Linked DNA regions of Homo sapiens: region 1 is linked to region 2. Evidence: chromatin loops called from intact Hi-C (ENCODE). Cell type or tissue: breast epithelium. All regions are shown on one strand. Links, peaks and the distances in the headings refer to the core of each region. The heading gives the core; the rest is flanking DNA.

Region 1 (13,022 bases), core at 3,208-11,207, 110 kb before region 2:
GAGGTTTGGATAAGTAAATTACAGTGTTTCCATACATTAAAATGCTAAGCAGCAGTGAAAAATGATGAGGTGGAGAATTTTTATGAGTATATGCTGAATAGTTTTCATATCACTAAATGAAAATGCATATAACAAAATAATATGTTCAATATAATTGTATTTTTGAATAAAGTATGTATATAAAAAGAATGAGAGAATATGTACTGAAATGTTATTAGTGGTGATCTATATTGGAGATAGAGTTGGGTTTTATTTTCTTATTTTTGTTTAACACTATTTTTATATGTATTACTTTTATATGAGAATTTTATTTTTTTTTCTTATAATAAAAGATTTATGGGATAAGATTTATAAATATAGAACATTTTTGTGCTTACCCCTTGAATCAGGACAATATAATAATGAGAACTCAAATTTAAAACTCTGCATCTTTAAAAGGTTTTCCAGCTGACATCTTGTCACAGACAAAACACTTTTCTATTTATGTTTACAGCATTGAAAAATGCACAGTATCCTACAGTACAAGGAAGGAGATTTATAATAAAGTTCTTCATCTCAGTGTATGAGTATACCTGTAAATCATTCACAGACTCACATTAAGTATAAGCCTCAAAGTAGCAAATGTATCAAGCAAACAAATTGTGAGCATGTCTGCACTATCTGCGTCTTTGTTTCTCTGTGTAAGCATGACCGTCTTGCTAAACTCTCATTCCACAGCCACCTAATTGTTCATTCAACACATATTTATTTCAGGGCTATATATTAACAGCTGTGTCTAGTACTATGATTCTGGAAAATTAGGCTGCCAATGGCTTCTTGGAATCAGAGTCCTTGCAGACACTCAACAATGCCTCCAGGATAATGCAGATTCTGCATGCAATATCAAAAGAGCAAAAAACATTTCCCCTGCCTTCAAGAAACTTGTTTTCTGAGCAAAAAAGGAAAAAAATACATGCATTAAATGAGTAGGAAAAAATGTCATTCATCTATTTGTTTAACAAGATATATTTTCAACTTACTGATGATGGGCAGCTTGTCAGATAAGAGTGAAGAAAATATATGTTCCAATTTTAGAATATAATTCAGGGTCAGTTAATGCCAGATACTGTAATTTAGGGATGGGAGAGAGTAATCTTAGTCCCACAAAACTTACTTCAGTGATGGAAGGGACCGCACGAGTATCTTGTCCAAACAAAGCTAGCATGATTTTATAGAGCTGGAAATTAGACAGATGGGGAAGGCTTTCCTGTAGAAATAGAGCTTAAAAGTGGAATTGAGATGATGGGTGGAATTTGCTAGAGAAGAATAACAGAGGAGTACTCTACCAGAGGAAGAAACAAGCAAAGGGACTGAACTGGGTGAGAGTATGCTATGGTCAGAATTTGTCCGCCAAAAACATGTGTTGGAAACTTAGTCCCCAAAGCAACAGTGTTGTGAGATGAGGCCTAATGAGAGGTGTTTAGGCTGTGAAGTCAGAGTGAATAAATTAATGACATTATCACAAGAGTGGGTTCATTGTCACAGGAGTGGATTTGCCCACTCTTGCGCTCTTTTTCTCCTTATGTTTGTCTTTTCACCATGTGATGCCTTCCACCATGATGCAGCAAGAAGGCCCTTTCAAGACGCTGGCACTTTGATCTTAGACTTACTAGCTTCCATAACTGTGAGAAATAAATATCTGTTTATTAGAAATTACCTAGTCTATGGTATTCTGTTACAGCCGTGCAAAACAGACTAAGACAGGGTGTGACTTATAAGTGGGCCTAAGAGGTAAGAGAGAAAGCTGAGCACTTACCCAAGATCCAAGCACAGACAGAAAGATTCTCTACTGATTCATAACATACTGCAGGCATCAGAGAATGGAGCTCTTGAGACATTATTCTCTCTCAAAAGAGAGATAGCAAGTAGATAAACAGTCCCAAATGGTTGTTCACCTTTATTCCTTAAAGAAAAAAAATAAGGGTTACACATAAAATGAACAATTATAAACAATCTGTAGACTGGAAAAAAAAGTCCTGTAGATTTTCCAGCTATGTAGGTGTTTCTAAGATCATGTTTTTGAAGCAAGAATAAAAGCAATGGATATAAATTCTACTTTTACCACTTACCGTAACACTAAGTCCTTTTGGAGTTCTCAAATCTTAGGACCATTCTTTATTTTATAATGGAAGGATCATATTTCCACTTCTGGGCAGGATAGAGTAAGAGGGACTAGATTTATATTCCCACCTGAAACAACCACAGAAACAAAACAAAATATGTGAAACAACTACGTTCAAGTAACTGGAAATCAGACCGCGAAAGATAGCGAGTCTTGAGAGATGGAAACAAATGAAGTAAAACTTTTGATTGCCACAACTTACCATTTTGAGAGGGTTTACATGCTGTGGTGCAGAAAGGGGAACCTAGACAAAGCCTGATGGTCTCACTGAGTGGAGACAGAGCTGAATGTCTGGGGAAATCAAGGCAACTAGAGATAGCTGGGCAGAGTACCAGAGAGGAGAAAGGTGCATAGAGAGAGGGACCTGAAGATTTTCAGAGCATTCTGCTCAAGTGCTTAGTACAGTATTGATCAAAGCACATGTATAGATAAAACACCTGAGGCTGGGGAAATACCCATAGATAGACAGATTTACAGATAGCAGTCTGGCATTCACGCTGAGCCAAGAATAGTGTGTTATCACCAACCAGGCTGAAAAAGTCACAACTTGTGGGGCACTGGGTAGAGTACTCAGGAAGTTCTTGCCTCAGTAGTGGGGAATAATTAGCTCTGATAGAACACCACACCAGACTTATCTAACAAATCTTAAAAGTGCTACCTGAAAAGACTGAACTGTTTCCAAATAACCTAATTGTATCCCTGAATAAAGCTTAAGAACACATAGGAATAGAAAAATATCCAGAACGCTAAAGAGCATGTGGTACATACACACCATGGAATACTGTGCAGCCATAAAAAAGAATGAGATCATGTCCTTTGCATGGACATGGATGGAGCTGTGGGCCATTATACTTAGCAAACTAATGCAGGAACAGAAAAACCAAATACCACATGTTCTTACTTATAAGTGGGAGCTAAATGGTAAGAACACATAGACACATTGTGGGGAACAACACACACTGGGCCTGTTGGAGTGTGGAGGGTAGGAGGAGAGAGGGGATCAGGAAAAATAACTAATGAGTACTAGGCTTAACACCTGGATGATGAAATAATCTGTACAACAAATCCCCATGACACGTTTACCTATGTAACAAACCTGCACTTGTACCCCTGAACTTAAAATAAAAATTTTTTAAAAATCCAAAACCCAGTAAAATAAAGCTTATTATAACTGGCATCAAATCAAAGAAAAAAAAAAGCATGAAAGAAAGCAGGAAAAAACATTCAGAATGAGGACAATCAATTGATCAAATCTAACCCAGACCTGACACAGATGTTAGAATCAGCAGATAAGTACTCTAAAATAGTTACTATTACTGTATTCTACATGTTCCAAATGTTAAGTAGAAACATAGAAGATATAAATAATGCATGAGAAAACATAGAAAGTGCCATGAAAATTATGATGTCTGAGATGAAATACATACACTGAATGAAATTATCAGAAGATTAGAAATGGCATAAGTAAAAATTAGTGAACTTTAGAACATAGCAACAGAAACTGTCCAAAATGTAAAGCATAGAGAAAAAAGATTCAAGAAAAAAAAGGAAAGGAAAGGAAAGGAAGAGAGGAAGAGAGATTCAGTGAGCTGTGGGATAACTTCAAGCAACATAAGAGATATGTAACTGGAGTCCCTAAAAGAGAAGAAAGGAGAGAACAGGAAAACTTTTTGAAGAAATAATAGGTATAAGTTTTCCAAATTTAATGAAAACTATAAACGCAGAGATTCAAGAAGCTCAAAGAACCCCAAACACAAAAAAAAGGTAAGGAAACTATTCCCAGGTGCATCATAATCAAATTAGTCAAACCCATTAATAAAGCGAAAAATTGTAAAGCACCCCCCAAAAATAAGATATATACAGAGAAATAAAGATCCAAATGACATCACATTTCTTGTCAGAAGCAATGCAAACTTGAAGACAGTGGAGCAACTTCTTTAAAGTACTGGAAAATAGTAAACTGTCAACCTCTAATTCTATATTTGGTCAAAACTAACTTTCAAAAATGAAGGCAAAGAAAGGCTTTTTCTGAATTAATATTAAAAGAATTCATCAACATTGGACCCACAATGTAAGAAATCTTAAAGTCCTTCAAGCAGAAAAAAAAAATGATACTAGAAGGAAATATGTATCTATGCAAAGGAATGCAGAGCACTAGACATGGTAATGTGGTAACTACCTGGGTAAATTTATAAAAATTTTGTTCATAATTTAAATATATTGAAAAGATAATTGATTATTTAAACAACAAAACCAACCAACAAACAAACTGAATGTATTATGGAGTTTATAACATATGTATAAGTAAAATGTATGACAACCATAACATAAAAGATGAGAGGAGAAAAATGGAACCACACTATTGCAAAGTTTTCATCCTATATATGAAATGATATAGTATCACTTGAAGGTAGACTGTGATAAGTTAAAGATGCATAGTATAAACACTAATGCAATCATAAAACAATAAAATAAAATTATAGCTAATAAATCAACAAAGGACATAAAATAAAATGTAAAAATAATAAAAAGAGGGAAGAAAAAGAGGGAAAAAGGGAACAAAAAGCAGATGGGACAAATAGGAAACAAATAGCAAGATGGTAGATGCAAACCAAGGAATGTCAACAATCACATTAAATGTAAATGCTCTAAAGATCCCAGTAAAAGGCAGATTGTCAGATTGTAAAAAGAGAACAAGACCCACTTGTACACCACCACCAAGAAACACAATTTAAATATCATGATACGAATCAGTTAAAAGGAAAAGGATAATGAAAGAACTTTATGCTAACACATTAGTCAAAAGAAAGCTTTAATGGCTGTATGATAATAAAGTTGATTTTAGGGCAAAGAATATTACCAGGGATAGAGAAGATCATTTCATAATGAAAACAGTGTTCATGCATCAGGAGAAAATATTGATCCTAAAAGTTCATTAACCCAATAAAAGAGTTTGTTTGTTTGTTTGTTTGTTTGTTTTGAGACGGAGTCTCGCTCTGTTGTCCAGGCTGGAGTGCAGTGGCACGATCTTGGCTCACTGCAACCTCTGCCTCCCGGATTCAAGCAATTCTCCTGCCTCAGCTTCCTGAGTAGCTGGGATTACAGGCGCCCACCACCATACCTGGCTAATTTTTAAATATATTTTTAGTAGACATAGGGTTTCACCAAGTTGTCCAGTCTGCTCTTGAACTCCTGACCTCAGGTGATCCGTCTGCCTCGGCCTCCCAAAATGCTGGGATTACAGGCATAAACCACCACTCCTGGCCAAGAGTTTTAAAGTTCATGAAGTAAAAACTGATATAGCTGTAAGGAGAAATAGACAAATATACAATTATAATTGAGGATTTTAATAGTTCTCTCTTAATAATTGATAGAACAAGTAGACAGAAAGGCAGCATGAATATAGAAGACTTGAACAACACTATCAAACAACTTTACCTGACTGACATTTATAGAACAACCCACTCAATAAGAACATCAAAAAACCTCTCTTTCAAGTAAACAAGAAACATTTATCAGCTGGACCATATTCAGGGATATAATACAAGTATCAATACATTTAAAAGTATTATAGGCCGGGCACGGTGGCTCACGCCTGTAATCCCAGCACTTTGGGAGGCCGAGGCGGGCGGATCACGAGGTCAGGAGATCGAGACCATCCCCGCTAAAACGGTGAAACCCCGTCTCTACTAAAAATACAAAAAATTAGCCGGGCGTAGTGGCGGGCGCCTGTAGTCCCAGCTACTTGGGAGGCTGAGGCAGGAGAATGGCGTGAACCCGGGAGGCGGAGCTTGCAGTGAGCCGAGATCCCACCACTGCACTCCAGCCTGGGCGACAGAGCGAGACTCCGTCTCAAAAAAAAAAAAAAAAAAAAAAAAAAAAAAAAAAAAAAAAAAAAAAAAAAAGTATTATAAGTAAGTCATACAAATTAAGTTCTCTAATGAAAATAGAATTAAATTAAAAATCAATAACAAAAAGATATTTGTAAAATCTCCAAATATTTGAAAACTAAATAATGTAACACACTCCTAAATAACACATGGATTAAATAAGAAATAAAAAGAGAAATTTTGAGATATTTTATACTAGATGAAAATGAAAACATAACATAGAATTTATGGGCCGCTGCCAAAGCAGTACTTAGGGAGAAATTTATAGCATGAAATTCATATATTGGAAAAGAAGGTCTCAAATCAATGACCTCAGCTTCCATTGCATAAAAAAAAAAAAGAGCAAAATAAGCATAAGAAAGGAGAAAATAAAGATCAAAATTTATATCGACTAAAAAGAAAACAGAAACAGAAAAGAAAATCAATAAAATCAAGAGTTCAGGAAAAAGAGAGACACGATACAAATTACCAACATCAGCAATGAGAAAGGTGATATTACAGATCCTGTATATATTACAAAGGGAAGAAGGGAATATTATGAATAACTCTATACTAATAATGTCAACTTAGATGAAATGGAAATATTTATTGAAAGACACAAACCACAAAAACTTACTCAAGAAGACATAGAGAACCTGAATAGGATTAACTATTAAGAAAATTGAATTTGGAACTTAATACCTTCCCGTGAAGAGAACTCCTGGCCTAGATGGCTTCACTGATAAATTCTGCCAAATACACAAGAAAGAAATAGTACTAATTTTATACAACTCTTCACAGAAATTGAAGAGGAAGGACTACTTTCAAACTGGTTCTATGAGGCCAATATTACGCTCACCCCAGAGCCAAACACTACAAGAAAAGAAAACTACAGACCAATATCTCTCATATTGCATTAACATAAATACAAAAATTATTAGCCAAATTTTACTAACAATATATAAAGAGGACAATGCATTATGACAAAGTGAAGTTTATCCCAGGAATTCAGTTTTGGTTTAACGTTTGAAAATGCGAACAAACTTACGAACTTCACCATATAAACAAACTAAAAACTAAAGGAAACCACATGATCATTTCCATAGAAATAAAATTCACTCGACATAAGTCAACACATGTTTCTGATAAAAAAATAAATAAAAGTAAAAAACTCTTAGGAAACTAGAAATATAAGGGGACTTCCTCAACTTGATAAAGGGAATTGTGGTAGGCAGACTCTAAGATAACTTCCAATGATCCCTGCCTCTTTTGTAATCCCTTCCCTGATTGTAGGCTAAACCTAGTGGTGACTCATTCATTTTTTTCTCTCTCTCTTTTTTTTTTTTTTTTGGCAGAGTCTCCCTCTGTTGCCCCGGCTGGAGTGCAATGGCAAGATCTCGGCTCACTGCAACCTCCACCTCCCGGATTCAAGGGATTCTCCTGCCTCAGCCTCCCAAGTAGCTGGGATTACAGGCATGTGTCACCACGCCCAGCTAATTTTTGAGACGGGGTTTCACCATGTTGGCCAGGCTGTTCTCGAACTCCTGACCTCAATTGATCCGCCCACCTCAGCCTCCCAAAGTGCTGGGATTACAGGCGTGAGCCAATGTGCCTGGCCGATTCACTCTTTATGATAGAATTCTGCAAAGTGATGGGGTGTCACTTCTGAGATTAGCTTGCAAAACGAGTGTGGCTTCTATCTTGCTTGCTGTCACTTGATCTGAGGAAAGCCAGCGGCCAAGGTATGACTTCCCTATGGACAGCACCATGTGGCAAAAAACCGAGAGTCCCCTGGCCAACAGCCAGTGAGAAACTGACACCCACAATCAGACAGCCTGTGAGAAAATGAATCCTGCCAACAACCACATGAGTGAGCTTGGAAGCAAATCTGCCCTGAACTCAGACTTCAGATGAAACAAAAGCCACAGCTAAGACCTTGATTACAGCCTTGTGAGAGACTCTGAGGCAGAGGCACCCAGCTAAGCCATGTCTTAGCTGGGATTCCTGACCTACATAAACTGTGAGATAATAAAAGTTTGTTAAGTTGCTATGGGTTTGGTTTGTTTGTTTTTTAATTAACTTATTTATTTTTTATTTTTGTTTAGATATAAGACCTCACTCTGTCACTCAGGCTGTAGTACAGTGGCATGATCCAGGCTCACTACAGCCTCAAACTCCTGGGTTCAAGTGATCCTCCCATCTCAGCCTCCCAAGTAGCTGGGACTATAGGCGCATGCCAACACACTTGGCTAATTTTAGAATTTTTGGTAGAGACAGTCTTAACATGTTGCCTTGGCAGGTCTCAAACTCCTGGCCCCAAGCAATCCTCCTGCCTTGGCCTCCCAAAGCACTGGGATTACAGGTGTGAGCCATTACTCCCAGCCTAAATTGTTCCTTTAAGGTAATTTGTTATGCAGCAATGGAAAATGAATATAGGCATAGCACGTGCAAAAAAAAACTACCACTAACATCATACTTAATAGTGAAAGACTACATGATTTCCCCCTAAGATCAGTAACAAGAAAAAAAATTTGCTCTCACACCTTCTATTCAACATTGAGTTAGAGTTCTAGCCAGTATAATCAAACAAAGAAAATTAATAAATGTCATCTAGCTTGGAACGGAAGAAATAAAACACTTTTTGTTCTTAAACAACGTGATAATCTGTGTAGAAAATCCTATTGCAGCTACAGAAAAAAAGCTACTAAAACTAAAACCCAAGTTTAGCAACTAAGTTTCAGGATACAAGTTCAATATACAAAAGTCATTGGTATTTCTATATATAGATGGTCCCTGACTTATGATGGTTTGACTTACAATTTTTTACCTTTAGGATGGTGTGAAAACAATCTGCATTTAGTAGAAAACAGTATGATAGTCTACCACAATGCTGGGCAGTGGCAGCGAAACACAAATCCCAGTCTTCCGTGCAAGAGTGAGGGTAAACACCCAATGTTCTAAAGTGTACTGTGTTGCCAAATGATTTTGCCCAACTATATAATGTAAGTGTTCTGAGCATGTTTAAGGTAGGCTAGGCTAGGCTATGATGTTCGGTAGGTTATGTGCAGTAAATGCATTTTCAATTTATAATGAGTTTATTGGGACATACACACACTGTAGATTGAGGAGAATCTGTACTAGCAACCATGAGAAATTGAAGTTCAATAAACAATAACCTTTATAATAGCATCAAAAATACAAAACAGATAAATCTGGAAAAAGATGTGAAAGACTTGTACACCAAAGATTACAAAACATTGCTGAGAGAAATTAAGCAAGAGACTTGGTATCATTGAGATATGAATTATCCTTAAATTGATCTATAGATTTAACATAATTGTAATCAAAGTCTCAGCAGGCCTTTTTAAATAGAAAATGAAAATTAGATTCTAAAATTTATAAGAAAATGCAAGAGACCTCAAATGGCCAAAACAACTTTGAAGAGCAACGATTTTGGACGAATTATAGTACCCGATTTCAAAATTTATTATAAAACTGTAGTAATCAAGAGAGTAAGAGATTAACATCAAGACAGACAAATAGATCAATGAAATAAAAAAGAGTTCAAAAATAGACTCATACATATATAGACACCTGATTTTCAACAAACGTGCAATGGCAATTCAATGCAGAAAGATAGCATTTTGACAAATAGTGCTGAAACAATTGGATAGCCTTATGCAAAAAGAAAAAAACTTTGGTCCATAATACCTCATACCATATACAGAAATTAATTCAATATTTATCCTAAACCTAAATGTAAAAACTAAAACTTCAAAACTTCTAGAAGAAAATCTTTGTGACCTTGGATTAGGCAACGATTTCTTATATACCATATCAATACCATGATCCATTAAAAAATTGATGAACTGGACCTCAGCAAAGTTAAAAACATTTGCTCTTCAAAAGACACTCCTAAGAGAATAAAAAGAGAAACCACAGACTGGGAGAAAATATATACAAAGCATATGTCTGACACAATACTTGTACTCAGAATATATAAAGAACTCTCAAAATTCAATAATAAGAAAACAAATGACCAATTAAAAAATGGGCAAAATATTTTGACAGACACTTCACCAAATATATACTGATGACGAATAAGCACACAAAAAGATGCTCAATATAATTAGCCATTAAGAGAATGCAAATTAAAACCACAATTAGATACCACTACACATCCATTAATTTAAATTGAAAGTACAAAGACTGATGACCAGACCAAGATTTGGTGAGAATGAATAGGAACTGAAACTTTCATAGCCTGCTGCTGAGAATGTAAAATAACGTATAATAATAATATGTTATAATAATATAAATGTTAAACATATACCTATCATTTGATCTAGCTGTTTTCATGTGTATTTACCCAAGAGAAAATAAAGCACATGTTCATACAAAGACTTGTAAGAATGCTCATAGCAACTTTATTTGTAACAGCTCAAAACTGGAAGCAACTCAGATTTCCATCAACAGATGAATATGTCAACATCGTGAGATTTCCATACAATGGAATGCTACTCAACAATGAAAATGAATGAACTGTGATACATGCAGCTGTATGGATGAAACTCAAAATAATTATGCTGAGTGAAAACACACAGACTTTCTCCATCCAAAAAAAGAGTACATAGTGTTTGATCTTATTAATCTAAAATTCTAGAAAATGCCAACTAATCTATCTAAACAAATTATCTAAACAAACTAAACTAATCTATGGCAGAGAGTAGATCAGTGGTTGCTTGGGAAAGGGCACAAGGAAACTCCCGGGGGTGATGTATATTGTGCTAATGATTTCACAGCTGTATACATATGTTAAAACTTATCAAATTATTTTAAATATATGCAGCTTATTCCAATTATGTCTCCACAAAACTATTGGAAATGGAAGACAAAAAAAACCCTGTAATGATTATAACTCTTACGTGAAAAGACTATTACAATGATGAAATTAAATACTGTATACTCAATGACTTTGGAAATAAACTGTACAATGTGAGCTGCTGTTATTTTCTGTGCATATTCTTTATCAATTTAAAGTGTTGATGATAAAGTTTACTTATACAAATTTTCACAAGACTTTTCTTGCTGTGTGAGGAGTATGCCTGCAATGATTATACCACGTATGGTAATTTTAGTTCTTTTAAGCCTAGTTTGGCATAAATCAGCATTCATTTGCCAGAACATGACATGTATTAAATCTTTCTTCCTCCCTATCTTTTTGTCTTTCAATCTTGACCCTGATTACCTTCCAGATGCTCTATGAGGATAGCTGGGAGCATTATTAGGTTCATCATTTATTCAGCATATATAACCAGCTATTTAAAAATTTACTGCAGAGATGCATATCATCATTGAAGTTAAAATAAAACACACTAAGTATAAGCTCCATTTTTCAAAGGGCTTATCCAATAAGTCAAACCAGAGAAAGTAGAAAGCCTGGTTTCTAACTGCAAAATCAGGAAAAATATCTGTGCCTTGTCCAATCAAATATTTGAGGCCAAGCAAACTCCTTGGGAAAGCTTAATTCTTTTTATAAAGCAATTTATGAGTTTAGGGCTAAAATGTTTTAGGAGCCTCATTGCTAAGCCAGAGGAATCAATATTTTTCTGTTAACAGGCAAGCTGTCACATAAACAAATCAGCTGAAAACCTCCATTTAGCAACTCAGGAAAAATGCCTGCTCCAGAGGCACACCAAAGCCAGTTCTTTGCTCTATTTTGGTCTCCTAAGCTGGGCCAGCAAAAACCTCACCAGTTTCTGTTCTAGTGAGTATACGTATCACTGTTCTACATCTATTTAAAAGATTCTAATTAATTTTGCTAAATAAAGTGTTTTAATTTATTGATTCAAGAACAAAGATTTTCTCTGTTATTTGGGAAAGGGGAGTTTAAGGCCTTATGTTAGTTCCATTTATTATGTCCTTTCTTCTTCTGGAGTTACGAATGTGATAGATCATAAAATCTCCTGGCAAGGCTGAGCTCATAACTTTTAAGATTTGGAGAGGAAAAGAAAGACCCCATGACTAAGACAACTACTTTTCTTAGGGCTTCCCATTTGCAGGGGTATTTCACTGTCCATGTACTTCACTGTCCATGTTATTATTACTTTTTGCCTTTCTGAATCCTAAAATAAAAGAAGTGCTTACAATCATTTAATGGAAATAGGAGTGAATGCTGTTAAGATGTGCTACGTGGTGCTGAGCAAATCTTTGACTTATCATCATGCTATGCTAAGACCTTCTCCCAGTTTGAATAAAGTGAATAGTCATTCATTTAAGCAACACCAAGTCAGCCAATTCTAGGCACCAAGAATTGTGCTAGGTGCTAAGGATCAAACAACCTTTAAGATGTTGTTCTTTCTTTGAAAGGAAATGATATGTGAATGTAACATATTTCATGTGTGAGCTGAGGTATAAAATGTGATACACATACATCCTTTTTGGAAACCATTTACTGCATAAAGCAAGATATTCCTCTGTGTGTGTATTCATGTGTATGACAGGTGTGTGTCTTTCGGCTTTTTGTTATAGCACAATACTGATAAGGAATGTGTCAGGTAGCATTTACCAAAGTTGGTCATGTACCACCTCCATCAGAATCACATGGAAGTGCTTGGGGAAAAAAATGGTCTTGGGCTCCACTCCAGTTCTAATTATCAGAATCTGGGAGGTAGGACCTGGGAATCTGAATATTAATTCAGTTCCTAGGTAACTTGGTACACATCAAGTTTTAAAAAATGCTGCTGGAATGGGAGAAAATGTTCTCAAATTAGGCATCCGACAAAGGCCTAATATCCAGAACCTATAAGGAGCTTAAGCAAATTAACACAAAAAAACTAAGAACCCCATTAAAAAGCAGGCAAAGGACATGAACAGACACTTCAAAAGAATACATACATGTGGCCAAAAAGTATATGAAAAAATGCTCAGCATCACTAATCATTACATAACTGCAAATCAAAATCACAATGAGATACCATCTCACACGAGTT
Region 2 (13,022 bases), core at 2,966-10,965:
GTAAATGTTTAGCTACTTTAATTAGCTGGCTACTCCACATTACAGATAATTTGCCTTGATAAAATCAGCACTAAACAATTATTTTTACTGAATAGAAGCAAATAGATAGATAAAACAATGAATAAAAAATAAATGTACAAATACATTTCATCTAGGGATATTAAAAGAAATTGTATGTAAGACTGCAGAAACACTGCTAGTAGCTGAGTCTTAGGTATCTTCAGAGGATTCAGTGGTTTCATTTAAGAGACCACATGCTCTGTCATTATGGTAAATAGAAAGGCCTTTGCATCTGATTTGAGAAGAATGTGGGGACAGGTGTCATAGTGCTCACTTCTCCTTGACTCATAGCAATGATAAAATTTGCCACTACACCAGAGAATCCAATATTTAAGGAAACAGATGACACCAAAATCTTGCTATGGAAGTGTGCTTTTTGCTTTGAAACAGACATTGCTTTGTTTCTACTTTCTCTATAATTCCTAAATCTTGTGCTTTCATTTCCCCTTAAAAATATTTCCGTAAGTCATTTTGTTCATAGGTTGTGTATTTCATGTAAAATTTTTAGGTTTTCAATTCATCAGTTTAACCCTTAATCACTTTAACCTGTCTAATTTTAATAGTTTTTTGGAGATGTAATTCACATACAATAAAATTCACTCATTTATAGCGTACAATTCAGTGTTTTTAGTATATTCATAGAGTTGTGAAACCATCACAGCTAATCAAATTTTAGAACATTTTAATCACCCCCAAAATAAACTTCCTAGTAATTAGCAGTCATTTCCAATCTCTGCCTCCCCGCGACCCCCAACAAACACACCACATAAATATTAGGTGATCACTAATCCCTCTATGGATTTGTCTATTCTGTACATTTTATATAAATAGAATAAATAGAATTACACAATCTACAGTATTTTTTGACTGGCTATTTCATTGAGTATAATGTTTTCAAGATTTGTTCATGCTGCAGCATGTATCAGTACTTTATTCTTCTTCATAGCCAAATAATCTGTTGTATTGATGTATCATATTTGTTCATGCATTTATCAGTTGATGGACATTTGCTTTCAATTTTTGGCTACTTTGAACAATGCTGCTATGCACATTTGTGAACAGTTTTTTATGGATATGTTTTCAATTCCCTTGGGTGAATACCTAGGAATGGAATTGATGGATCATATGGTTACTCTGTGTTTAAATTAACATTTTAAAGAATGTTAAACTTTTTCAAAACATCTATACCAGTTTACATTCCCACCAACAATGTATGAAGGTGCCAATTTATCGATATAATTACCAATACATTGTATTCATTGTGCTTTTTATTTTAATTCTATTAGTGCATCAAATTGTATTTTATTGTGGTTTTGATTTGTATTTCCCTAATGACTAGTTATATTGAATATCTTTTTATGTGTCTATTTATTGTCCATTTGTATATATTATTTGGAGAAATGTTTATTTAAGTCCTTGGATCGTTTTTAAGTGGGTTATTTACTTTTTATTATAAAGTTGTAGGGCTTCTTTATATATATCCTGAGTACGAGCCTCTTATCAGATTAGCAAATACAGTCGTGTGCCACATAACAATATTTCAGTCAATAGCAGACCATGTATATGACAGTGGTCCCATAAGATTGTAAAGGAGCTTAAAAATTTCTATTGCTTAGTGATGTGATAGCCATCATAACATCATAACCATCATAATATCTTAGCACAATGCATTACTTCACGTTTGTGATGATGCTGGTGTAAACAAACCTACTGCACTGCCAGTCATGTAAAAGTCTAGCACATACAATTTTCTGCAGTACGTAATGCTGAATAATGGTAATAAACAACTATATTATTGATTTTTGTATTCACCATACTATACTTTTTATTGTTATTTTAGAGTATGCGCCTTCTACTTAAAAAGAAAATGTTAACTGTGTGTCTTAGTCCATTTGTGTTGCTATAAAGGAATACCTGAGGCTGGGTAATTTATAAAGAAAAGAGGTTTATTTACATCACAGTTTTTCAGGCTGTACAAGAAGCATGGCACCAGCATCTGCATCTGGTGAAGGCCTTAGATGGTTTCCACTCATGGCAGAAGGAGAAGGGGAACCTACATACAGAGATCATATGGTAAGAGGAAGCAAGAGAGGGGGAAGGTGTCATTCTCTTTCTGAACAATCAGCTCTCAGGGGAACTAATAGAGTGAAAACTCACTCATTACTATGGGCACCAAACCATTCATGAGGGATCTGCCTCCATGACCTAAACACCTCCCACCAGGCTCCACCTCCAACACTGGGGATCACATTTCAACATGAGACTTGGTGGGGCCAAACAAACCATATTCAAATCACAGCACTGTAAAACAGGCTCAGGCAGCTCCTTCAGGAGTTATTCCAGAAGAAAATGTTGTTATCATAGGATATGAAAGTTACATGCATGTTATTGCCCCTGAAGACCTTCCAGTGGAACAAGATATGGAGGTGGAAGACAGTGATATTGATGATCCTGGCCCTTTGTAGGCCTAGGCTAATGTGTGTGCTTGAGTCTTAGTTTTTAACAAAAAAAGTTTTAAAAGTAATAAATAAATAAATTTAAAAATTAGAAAAAAGCTTATAGAATAAGGATAAAAAGAAAACATATCTTTGTACAGATACACAATGTGTTTGTGTTTTAGGCTATGTGTTATTACAAAAGAGTCAAAACGTTAAAATTTAAAAGTTTATAAAGTAAAAAGTTACAGTAAGCTAAGGTTAATTTATTATTTAAGAAAGAATAATATGTTTTTATAAATTTACTGTAGTCTAAGTGCACAGTGTTTATAAATTCTAGAGTAGTGTGCAGTAATGTCCTAGACCTTCACATTCACTCACCACTCACTGATTGACTCACGCAGAGCAACTTCCGGTCCTGTAAGCTGTATTCATAGTAAGTGCACTATACAGTTGTACCATTTTTTATCATTTATAGCATATTTACCATACCTTTTCTATGTTTAGATATGTTTACATACACAAATACTTTCCATTGGGTTACAGTTACCTACAATATTCAGTATATTCACATGGCGTACAAGTTTGTAGCCTAGAAGCAATAGGCTACAACATATAGTCCAGCTATGTAGTAGGCTATACCATCTAGGTTTGTATAAGTACGATCTGTGATGTTTACTCAATGACAAAATTCCCTAATGATGCTTTTCTCAGAATGTATCCCTATTGTTAAGTGATGCCTATTTTTTTCAATTCTTACATGGTCTTTTTACTTTCTTGATATCATTGGGAGCACAAAATTTTTTAATTTTCGTGAAGTCAAATTTATTTATAGTTTCTTTTTGTTGTTATTTCTGGTGTTTATATCTAAGAAAACATAGCCTAACTCAAGGGAACAAAGATTTGCTCCCATGTTTTCTATTAAGAATTGCACAGTTTTAGCTCTTATATCTAGGTCTGTGATCCATTTTTAGTTAATTTTTGTGTATGGTGTGAGGTAAGAATCCAACTCTATTCTTTTGTATGTAAGTATCCAATTATCCCACCACCATTTGTTGAAGATACCATTCTTTCCCCATTGAATGGTTTTGGCACCCTTATTGAGAATCACTGAACACAAATGTATGAGTTCATTTCTGAGCTCTCAGTTCTATTGAATTGATCGATATGCCTATTTTTGCATCAGTATCATACTGTTTTAATTACTGCAGTTTTGAAATAAGTTTTGAAATTGAGAAGTGTGAATCCCTCAATCTTTTTTTTCTTTTTCACAATCATTTTGGCTATTTGGGGTTACTTGCAATTTCATATGAATTTTAGGATTAGCTTTTCCATTTTTTGAAATAAAGCTATCAGGATTTTGATAAGGATTGCATTGAATCTCCAGACTGCTTTGGGTGGTATTGCCATCTTAACAATATTAAGTTTTCAAATCCATGAACATAGCATGTCTTTCTATTTATTTAGGTCTTCTTTCACTTCTTACAGCAATGTGTTGTAGTTTTTATCACAGATGTCTTGCAACTGCTTGGTTCAATTTATTCCTAAGTATTTATTCATTATAATAAATTAATTGTTTTCTCAATTTCCTTTCAGGTTGTTCATTTCCAGTGTACAATTGATTTTTGTGTGTTGGTCTTATGTCTTGCAACTTTGCTGAATTCTTTTGTTATTTCTAATAGATTTTTGTAAGGATTTCATTTACATGAGATCATGTCATCTGTGGATAAAGATAATTTTGCTTCTTTTCTTTCAAATTTTGTTGTCTTTTATTTTTTCTCACTGATCTGTCATGATCTTTCAGTACAATGTTGAATAGAAATAACAAGCATATACATCTTTGTCTTAGTCCTGATGTTAGAGGCAAAGCTTTTAGTTTCTCACCATTAAGTATGATGTCAGCTTTGAGTTTTTCATAGATAATCTGTAACAGGGGGAAGAAGTTCCTTTCCATTCTTAGTTTGAGGAGTGCTTTCATTATGAAAGTATGCTGAGTTTTTTTCAAATGCTTTTTTCTTTTTGCATTTACTGAGATTATAATGTGTGTGTGTGTCTTTTATTCTATTAATATCATGTATTACATTGTTTAATTTGTATGTTAAACTAACCACGCATTCCTGGAATAAAGCCTATTGGTCATGTTGTAAGTTCCTCTTATATGTTACTGGATTTTAGTTTCTAATATTTTGTTAAGAATTTGTGTGCCCCCATTCCTAAGAGATACTGATTTTTAGTTTCCTTTTTTGGGGGGTGATGTTTTTATTTGTAGATTTCTCTCTCTCTTTTATTTATTTATATATTTATTTTTGATGTCTGCCTGGATTTAGTATCAGGTAATTGTGGCCTCATAGAATGATTTGAGAAGTGTTCTCTTTTCTTCTATTTTTGTGGAAGAGTTTGTGAAAAAATGGTGTTGATTATTCTTTAAACGTTTTGGAGAGTTCATCAGTAAACCTATTTGAAACTGGACTTTTCCTTGTGAGAAGTTTAAAAAATTACCGATTCAATTTCTTTAGTTGTTATAGGTCTATTCACATTTTCTATTTCTTGTTAAGTCAGTTTCAGTAATTTGTGTCTTTCTAGGAATTGTCCATTATATCTACGTGTTGAATTTGTTGTCATACAGTTGTTGATAATACTCCTTTATGATCATTTTTATTTCTATTAGGTCAATAATGATTTATCATCTTTCTTCCCTCATTTTAGTAATTTCAGTTCTATTTTTTTCTTAGTCAGTCTAGTTAAAGGCTTGTAAATTTTGTTGATCTTTTGAAAAAAAAACAGCTTTTAGGTTTCTTGATTTTCTCTATTGGTTTTCTATTTTATATTCCAATCATAACTGTTTTAATCATTATTATTTTTATCCTTCTTGCTTTTGGCTTTTTCCTCCTCTCATTGGAATTTCTTAAAGCAGAATGTGAGGTTATGATTTGAGATCATTTTTAATGCAGGCGTTTACGGATATATATTTCCCTCTAAGCACTGCTTTGATATTTAGGTATGTTGGCTTTTCATTTTTGTTCATCTCAAATTATTATAGAATTGTACTCATAATTTATTTTTCATTTCATTCATTATTTAGGAATATGTTGTTTAATTTCCACATATTTTTTGATTTTCAAATTTTCTTACTATTGATTTATAATTTAATTTATTGTGGTTGTAGAACATAATTTATATGATTTCAATTCTTGTAAATTTATTGAGGCTTCTTTTATAGCTTAACGTATAGTCTATTCTGGAGAGCGTTCCATGTGTGGCTTAGAAGAATGTATTTTCTGCTGTTTCAGAGTGAACAGAAAATGTTAGGTTTACTTGGTTGATAGTGCTGTTTTGTTAAGCTTTTCTAGATAGACCTGCAAAATGGGTCACATAGTTAGGATGTTCTGAGAACAGGACTTTTAAGAGCTCCAAATTCAGTTTAATCGCCCTAGTAAGGCTGCTGGTTTTCTCAGCTACCATAGTTGTGAGGCTACTCATTCTCATGACTATGTGGAACTGAGGAGATGGGGATGGAAGTAAGGAAAACTAAAATGCAACAAAGACTGTTATTCTTATCAAGGTCCAGCAAATTTTTCTTGAATTAATGCTTCTCAGATTGTTGCAAGCATTTGGTTAATTTCTAGAGTTATGAAAATATTTATTTTAATAAATTTTGCCAATATTGTAATTACTTTTATGGAGGAGTAGTTTTGCAGAAGTCCTCACTTGCCTGATCCAGAAGTCCCTCTCTCATAACATATGAATATTTAATTTAGTTTTATTAGTTTTAACCATTTATCCTAATTATGTATCTTTGCCTCTTATATTTTTATTTTTTTGACACTCCTTTATCTTCTCCCGTTTTAAACTTTTAATCTGACTAGTTCTAAGCTTTTATTTTAAATGTGTCCCTTTTCCACTTTTTTAGTAGTCAATATTAATCTTTATTGGAATCATCTCTCAATTTAAAGAGCTATCTATTTTAATTCATTTTATTTTTCACTTCTGATTAATAATATATACTTTCGATGTTATTAATATTGTCTTTAACTTTTTTCTCTGTATTTTTTCTTTCCTCCTCTTTTCCATATTCATTAATTTTATTATTTGTGTTCTTAAGAGCTACTGAAAGTTTAGCTGCAGGAGTGGTAACACAATTGAAAATTCACCCCACAAATTGGGGAGAATATTGTACTAGGTTTGTGTGTGCATGTGTGTGTACCTTCTATGTTTTCTACCCCTCAGCCTTGGAAAGTTGCAAGGAAGCTAGCCATCTACCTGGGGCTGTGAATAAAGAGTTACCCAAGAGAAAGTAGAATCTCAGGCTTATACAATACATGGTATAAACTCTGCATGCACACTTACAGAAGATAAAGTAATTGTAAATGAAGAAATTAATTTTAAAGCCTTATTTGGAATCAGTGAGGCAAAGTTGCTACTGGCTTTCAAGGAATCAGGAAGTTATATTTAGTAGTTGTAATAATTTCCTAAGTCTGATATAACAAAGTATCACAGACTGGGGGTTTAAAACAACAGAAATGTATTCTCTCAAAATTTTGGAAGCTAGAAGTCTTAAGTGGAGGTATTAGCAGGGTTGGTTCCTACTGGAGAACAGATGTTCAATGAGTCTCTCCTAGCTGCTGGTGGTTGCCTATAATTCTTGATGTCCCTTGGCTTGTACATACATCTCCAGTCTCTGTCTCCATTTTCACATGGTATTCTCCCCCGTATCTCTTTACATTATCTTCCCTCTGTGTATGTCTCATTTTTCTCATCTTAACATCAGTCACTGGTAAGGCCCACTTTAATCCAATATGAGCTCATCTTAACTTGATTACATCTGCAAAGACTCTATTTCTGAATAAGGTCACATTCTGAGGATTGGGTGAACATGAATTTTTAGGAGACATTCTATCTAGTATAGTAGTCAAGAGATGCAGGAAACCGTTACTGATGCTCACAACTTCCTGCAGCACCTTGGCAAAAACACGAGCTAAGAATATTCTATCCAATCAAATTGTGTTTGAAGTATAAAAAGATAAAGACAAATAGTTTTTATCATGCAAGAACTCAGAGAATATCTTTGCCATGAATACTTACTGAGAAAACTACTGGAGGACAATCTTAAGTCAAAAAAATGACCAAGGAAATCCTAGAAAAAGAAGTCACAGTAAATTTTAAATATATTTAATAGTAGAATCAAGACTAAAACTCATAGGGGTATAAAGTATAAAATAGAATGTAAAAGTTATGTATAATAAGAACGGGGAAATCATACATGTGGGAGATTTTGTCAGTGTCCCATTTGTATCACTACAGCCTTACAATTTCAGTTCATTATAGCTGATTTCCATCTACCAATATATGCGTCTTTTTCCTGAGGGCAATGTTCAAGAAGTGCCAAGAAATTAAAATCCCCCCAAGGAGAAACTCTCAACAAATGATTGATTGGAGTTCATGAATAAATACGCTAGATTCCTTGATCCTTGTGTTGGAGGACTTTTCCTTAGTTCAGCTGATGACGGGGTTCTTTGTTCCATGGCCACGAAAATTCAGGCTCACAGACAATTTGAATGATGAGTAAGACAGGGTTTTATTGGGTGTAAAGGAAAAAAAGGGGGAACAGGGACTCTGCAAGGCCAGAGTTCCTGCTAGAGCACTTCCTGCCCACAGATTGAATCCCAGGTTCCACACAGGAAGAGGAGGTACCAGGCTCCTCCCCGCTGCAAATGGCACAAACTTCCAAAGGCCCCACCCCAGTGTGCAAGCCAGTTAGGGTTTTCTGGGGACCTCCTCTCACCTGGCTGTCTCACTTGGAGAGATACCTCTAAGGCCTGTGTATTACAGTCTTTCCCAGAATTTTCTCACAAGATTAAGCTTCAGTCACTCACAGAGATAGCTGGTTTAATATTTCTTTTATTGATTGCTTTGTCTTTCTTTCTGTGTGTTTCTTTACCTTCCTACTGGTGTTTTTGGACTTTCACAAATAAAGCAATTACACTTGAATTATTGTCTCGTAGTCTGCCTCTGAGGAAGCCCAAATTAAAATAACTACCCAAAATTGATTGAGAGGAGGAAAAAAAAGGTAGAAAGTATTGCACATATCTAATTGCTTTGTCTGTAACTGATGGGAGTCCAAGGAGATAATTTAAAGTTGCAAATGAAGTCATAAAAGCATAAGCATAATTAAATGGCAAACCTAAATGTAACATAATTAACTAAAATTGAGTAGTAGAGGTAAAGCAAGAAAAGGAGGATGAAGAAGAAATAACTTTATCATTGCTCGGGTTCAAAAAATAATAGATATTTTTGAAGAAGGAGAAGATTAAGAATATTATATAAATTTACAGTTATAGAGCTAAAATGGTAACGTAGGGCCTCCAAAAACTCTCTCCTCCATAAAAACAATGAGAAAGAACTGGCAAAAATGATCATAATCTGCTTTTTCAGGACTCTAGAAATTAACTAAAAGCATTCAGCAACCTGGGGAATGTTTATTCAAGAAAAATGGTTAGTTCTTGGTAAAAAATAGTGAGCTTTAGGGAATTTAAACTTGTCTTGGTTTCATTCTCTGCTTTCAAGATTTGCAGTATGGAAAAATAACATTCTCCATTAATGGGGAAAAATGGCAGCTACTGAAGAGAGGAGAACAGGGATGAATCTCATTCAAAGTCTCAGCCAAGAATTGTCCATATGTGGCCTGCCTCTTAGATTCCTGGAAGGCCATACTTGCAAGCTGTCTGTATCTTACCTGATTCACAGATTACCCGGAGTGAATAGCCTTATCCCTGGGGATATTTATCAAAAAGAAATTACAGGCAATTGCTTAACTTCTTGGCTGCTTGAGGCAGTAGATAACAGAGGAGCAAAAATAGACTTATAAGAAAGCTGGAAAGAAGCAGCTGATGAGTGTGATTTCATAGGGGCTTTCAAAAAGTTGTATATTTTTGAATATCTAGAAGGCCAGGCATATGCCTAAGGCTATTTGCATGCCCAGGGCTATGCACATCCTCAAGAAAGACCTGATAAAGCCCTAAACTTTCACCCCTGGCTGACCTTGAGGCTCTGCACAAGCCAAAAGTAAAGGCTAATGCAGAACTGTAAACTGCCTAGCTGAGTGTTGAAGGTATATCCAAACACATAAGCAGAGCTTCTCAGCAAAGACTAGAAGAGATTTATTGGTCTCAAATATGTAATACTTTTTTTTTTTTTTTTCTGAGATGGAGTCTCACTCAGCCACCCTGGCTGGAGTGTAGTGGCACGATCTCGGCTCACTGCAATCACTGTCTCCCGGGTTCAAGTGATTCTCCTGTCTCAGCCTCCCAAGTGGCTGGGATTACAGGCACTCACCATCATGCCTGGCTAATTTTTATATTTTAGTAGAGACGGGGTTTCACCATGTTGGCCAGGCTGGTCTTAAACTCCTGGCCTCAGGTGATCCGCCCGCCTCGGCTTCCCAAAGTGCTAGGATTACAGGCATGAGCCACCATGCCCAGCTGAAAATTTTTGTCCATTCATTAGTTGACTACTAAATTAACCAAGTGGAGACACCAGTGACCACACATGACAAAGATACAGACTTTACAGAAGAGTTCAGAAAAGTCACTAAACAATCAACAAAAACTGTAAATAGAAACAACAGACCCTAGGGAGGAAAAAGAATCTGATTTTCAGAGTTGCCACATTATGTTCCTTCAAAGTCCAGATTTCAAGCACAAACAGTATGAGACAAGCAAGAAAGGAAGAAAATATGACACATACACAGGAAAAACGCAATCAATGTAAGTCATCCCTGAGAAAACCCAGATATTTCACTTACTACACAAAGGCTCTACATCAGCTATTCTAATATGTTCAAAGAACTAAAGGAAGCCATGTCTAAAGAACTAGCAGAAAGTACAAAAATATCACACCAAAGTAGCAAATATTAATAAAGAGACAGAAATTATAAAAAGAAACCAAATAGAAATTCTGGAGTTGAAAGGTAAAATCACTGAAATAAAAAATTTATTAGATGGGATAAATTGTAGATTTGAGAAGACAAAGTAAATAATCAGCAAATTTGAAGACAGATCAATTGAGATTATACAGTCTGAGAAACAGAAGGAAGAAAGAAGAAAGAAAAATGGGCCTGGCACAGTGGTTCATGCCTGTAATCCCAGCACTTTGGGAGGCCAAGACAGGAGGACTGCTTGAGCCCAGGAGTTTGATAGCAGCCTGGACAACATGGCAAAACCCCATCTCTACAAAAAATGGAACTATTAGCTGGGTGTGGTGGCATGTGCCTATAGTCCCATGTAGTCAGAAGGCTGAGGTGGCAAGATTTTTTGAGCCTGGGAGGTTGAGGCTGCAATAAGCTGAGATTGTACCACTGCACTCCAGCCTGGGTGACGGAGTGAAACCCTGTCTCAAAAAAAAAAAAAAAGAAAAGAAAAGAAGAGTGAACAACAGAGCATCTGAAACCAGCGTACACAGAATGAGAATCCCAGAAGGAGAGGAGAGAGAAAAAGGGGAAAAATAATATTTGAAGAAATAATAAGCAAAAAAATTCCCAAACTTGATGAAAAAACAATAATTGACATATCTAATAAGCTCAACAAACTCCAATTAGGATAAAGTCAAAAATATCCACACAGAAGAACATCATAATTAAAGTGTTGGAAGACAAAGAGATAATCTAGAAAGCAGCAAGAGAAAAATGACTTATTATATAGAAAGGATCCTCAATAAGATTTCTTATCAGAAACCTGAGAGGCCAGAAGATAATAGGATGACATATTAAAAGTGCTGAAAGAAAAAGCCTGCTAACCAAGAATTATATGTCTGGCAAAACTACCCTTCAAAAATGAAAGAAAAGATAAGACATTCCCAGGGAAATAAAAACAGTGAATTTATTTCTAGCAGACCTGTCCTATAAGAAATACCAAAGAGTCCAAGAATGATATACAAATGGCCAATAAGCCTGTGAAAAGATGCTTAGCAGTATTGGTTATTTAAGAAATGCAAATCAAAATCACAATGGGATGCCACTTCATACCCACTCAGATGGCTAGAATCAGTAAGTCAGATAATAAGCATTGGCAAGGATGTGGAGCAATCAGAGCCCTTATACACTGCTTATGCGAATGTAGAATGGTGCAGCCCCTTTGGAAAACAGTCTGGTAATTTTTCAAATAATTGAACATAGAGTTGCCATATGACCCAGCAATGCTGCTCCTACATACCCAAGAGAAATAAAAACATATAGTGACAGAAAAACTTGTACATGAATGTTTGTAGCAGCACTATTCAAATAGCCAAGAAGTAGAAACAATCCAAATGTTTATCATCAAATGAATGGATAAACAAGAGATGGCATATCCATACAATGGCCTACTATTTAGCCATAAAAAGGAATGAAGTACTGATACTGCTGCAATATGGAGAAACTTTAGAGACATTATGTTAAATGAAATAAGCTAATCATGAAGTACCACATATTATATGATTTCATTCATATGAAAGTCCAAAATAGGAAAATCTATAGAGGTATAAAGTAGATTAATGATTACTTAGAATGGGGGAGTAAGTACGGAAATAGGTGAGTGCTGAGTAAATGGTAAGGTGTTTTTTTTTTAGGTGATGAAAATGTTCTAAAATTAACTGTGCTGATGGTTGAACATATCTGTGAATACAGAAATGCAACTGAATTGTACACTCTAAATGGGTAAGTTGTGTAGTATGTGAATCATACTCGATTAAAGCTGTTAAGAAAAATGAAATACTAAAGGTAATCCTTCAGGCTGAAATGAAAGGAAAGTAGACAATAACTTGAGTCCACATGGAGAAATATTGTGGACCAGTGAAGATTCAGACATCAATCTGTTCTTAGCACTACCATGCTTTCAGAGCATTTTAATGAGCATCTTCTATACACTAAGTCCTGTGTTGATGAGACTGGCAATCCCTGCTGCTTTGGAGCTTTTAGACCAGACATTGAACACACCCTTTCCCTTGTGGTGAGTGCTGAAACAGGGATGGACAGGGAACTATAAATTATTAGCTCTAGGCTAGAGCCTTTTCATACATCAGTTCATGAATTCTTAATACTCCCATGAGGCAGGGGCTGTTGACATCTCTGAAAATTTAGTTTCCCCATCCGTGAAATTAGCTCAAGAGATTTACCCCAGGTCTTAATTCAACAGAGGCAAAAGCTTTATTTTTAATAGAAAAATAGACTAAACTTATTGTGGTTTTGATTTGCATTTCTCTGATGAAGTAAAGATAAAATCTATGCGGGACTTATTGCAGAAGCTATTACACATTAGGTATTTTACAAAATGATTCCTTAGTTCTGTTGTGTCTTGTATTACTTGCTTTTTCATAAATGCTTATTTTTTAACCTTTTCTTCACAATAAATTTCTCAACTTCTTTAAAAAGAAAAGAAAATAGACTAAACTCAAAATTCCAGTAAGTTAATTATTATGTCACACCATTTCAATTTAATATTATGCAGGCATTTTAAATATAATTATTAAGACTATGTGGAAACGTGGCATAGAGCC

Evidence for each region. Hi-C counts contacts between places; a loop is a spot of excess contacts. Peaks named below come from ENCODE experiments on the same cell type or tissue, not always from the same donor. Only the 100,000 strongest peaks of a DNase experiment are listed, where the experiment ranks them.
Region 1: a loop joins it to region 2, with 6 times the contacts of the local background. A loop is called at or near these places in 1 of 110 quality-filtered maps.

Annotation. Positions count from the first base shown.
Region 1 is chrX:42,724,826-42,737,847 of GRCh38, forward strand. LOC105373186 (a long non-coding RNA gene) reads right to left here. Exons shown (of 3, transcript XR_002958821.2): 2 at 2,109-2,229; 3 at 1,801-1,942. Among named protein-coding and RNA genes, the nearest start is that of PPP1R2C, 47 kb to the right of the region's middle. In breast epithelium, for the core only: no CTCF peak of the experiment used is centred there; a DNase peak (open chromatin) is centred at 7,826.
Region 2 is chrX:42,837,669-42,850,690 of GRCh38, forward strand. No RefSeq gene overlaps it. Among named protein-coding and RNA genes, the nearest start is that of PPP1R2C, 66 kb to the left of the region's middle. In breast epithelium, for the core only: no CTCF peak of the experiment used is centred there; no DNase peak of the experiment used is centred there; H3K27me3 peaks cover 1,706 bases.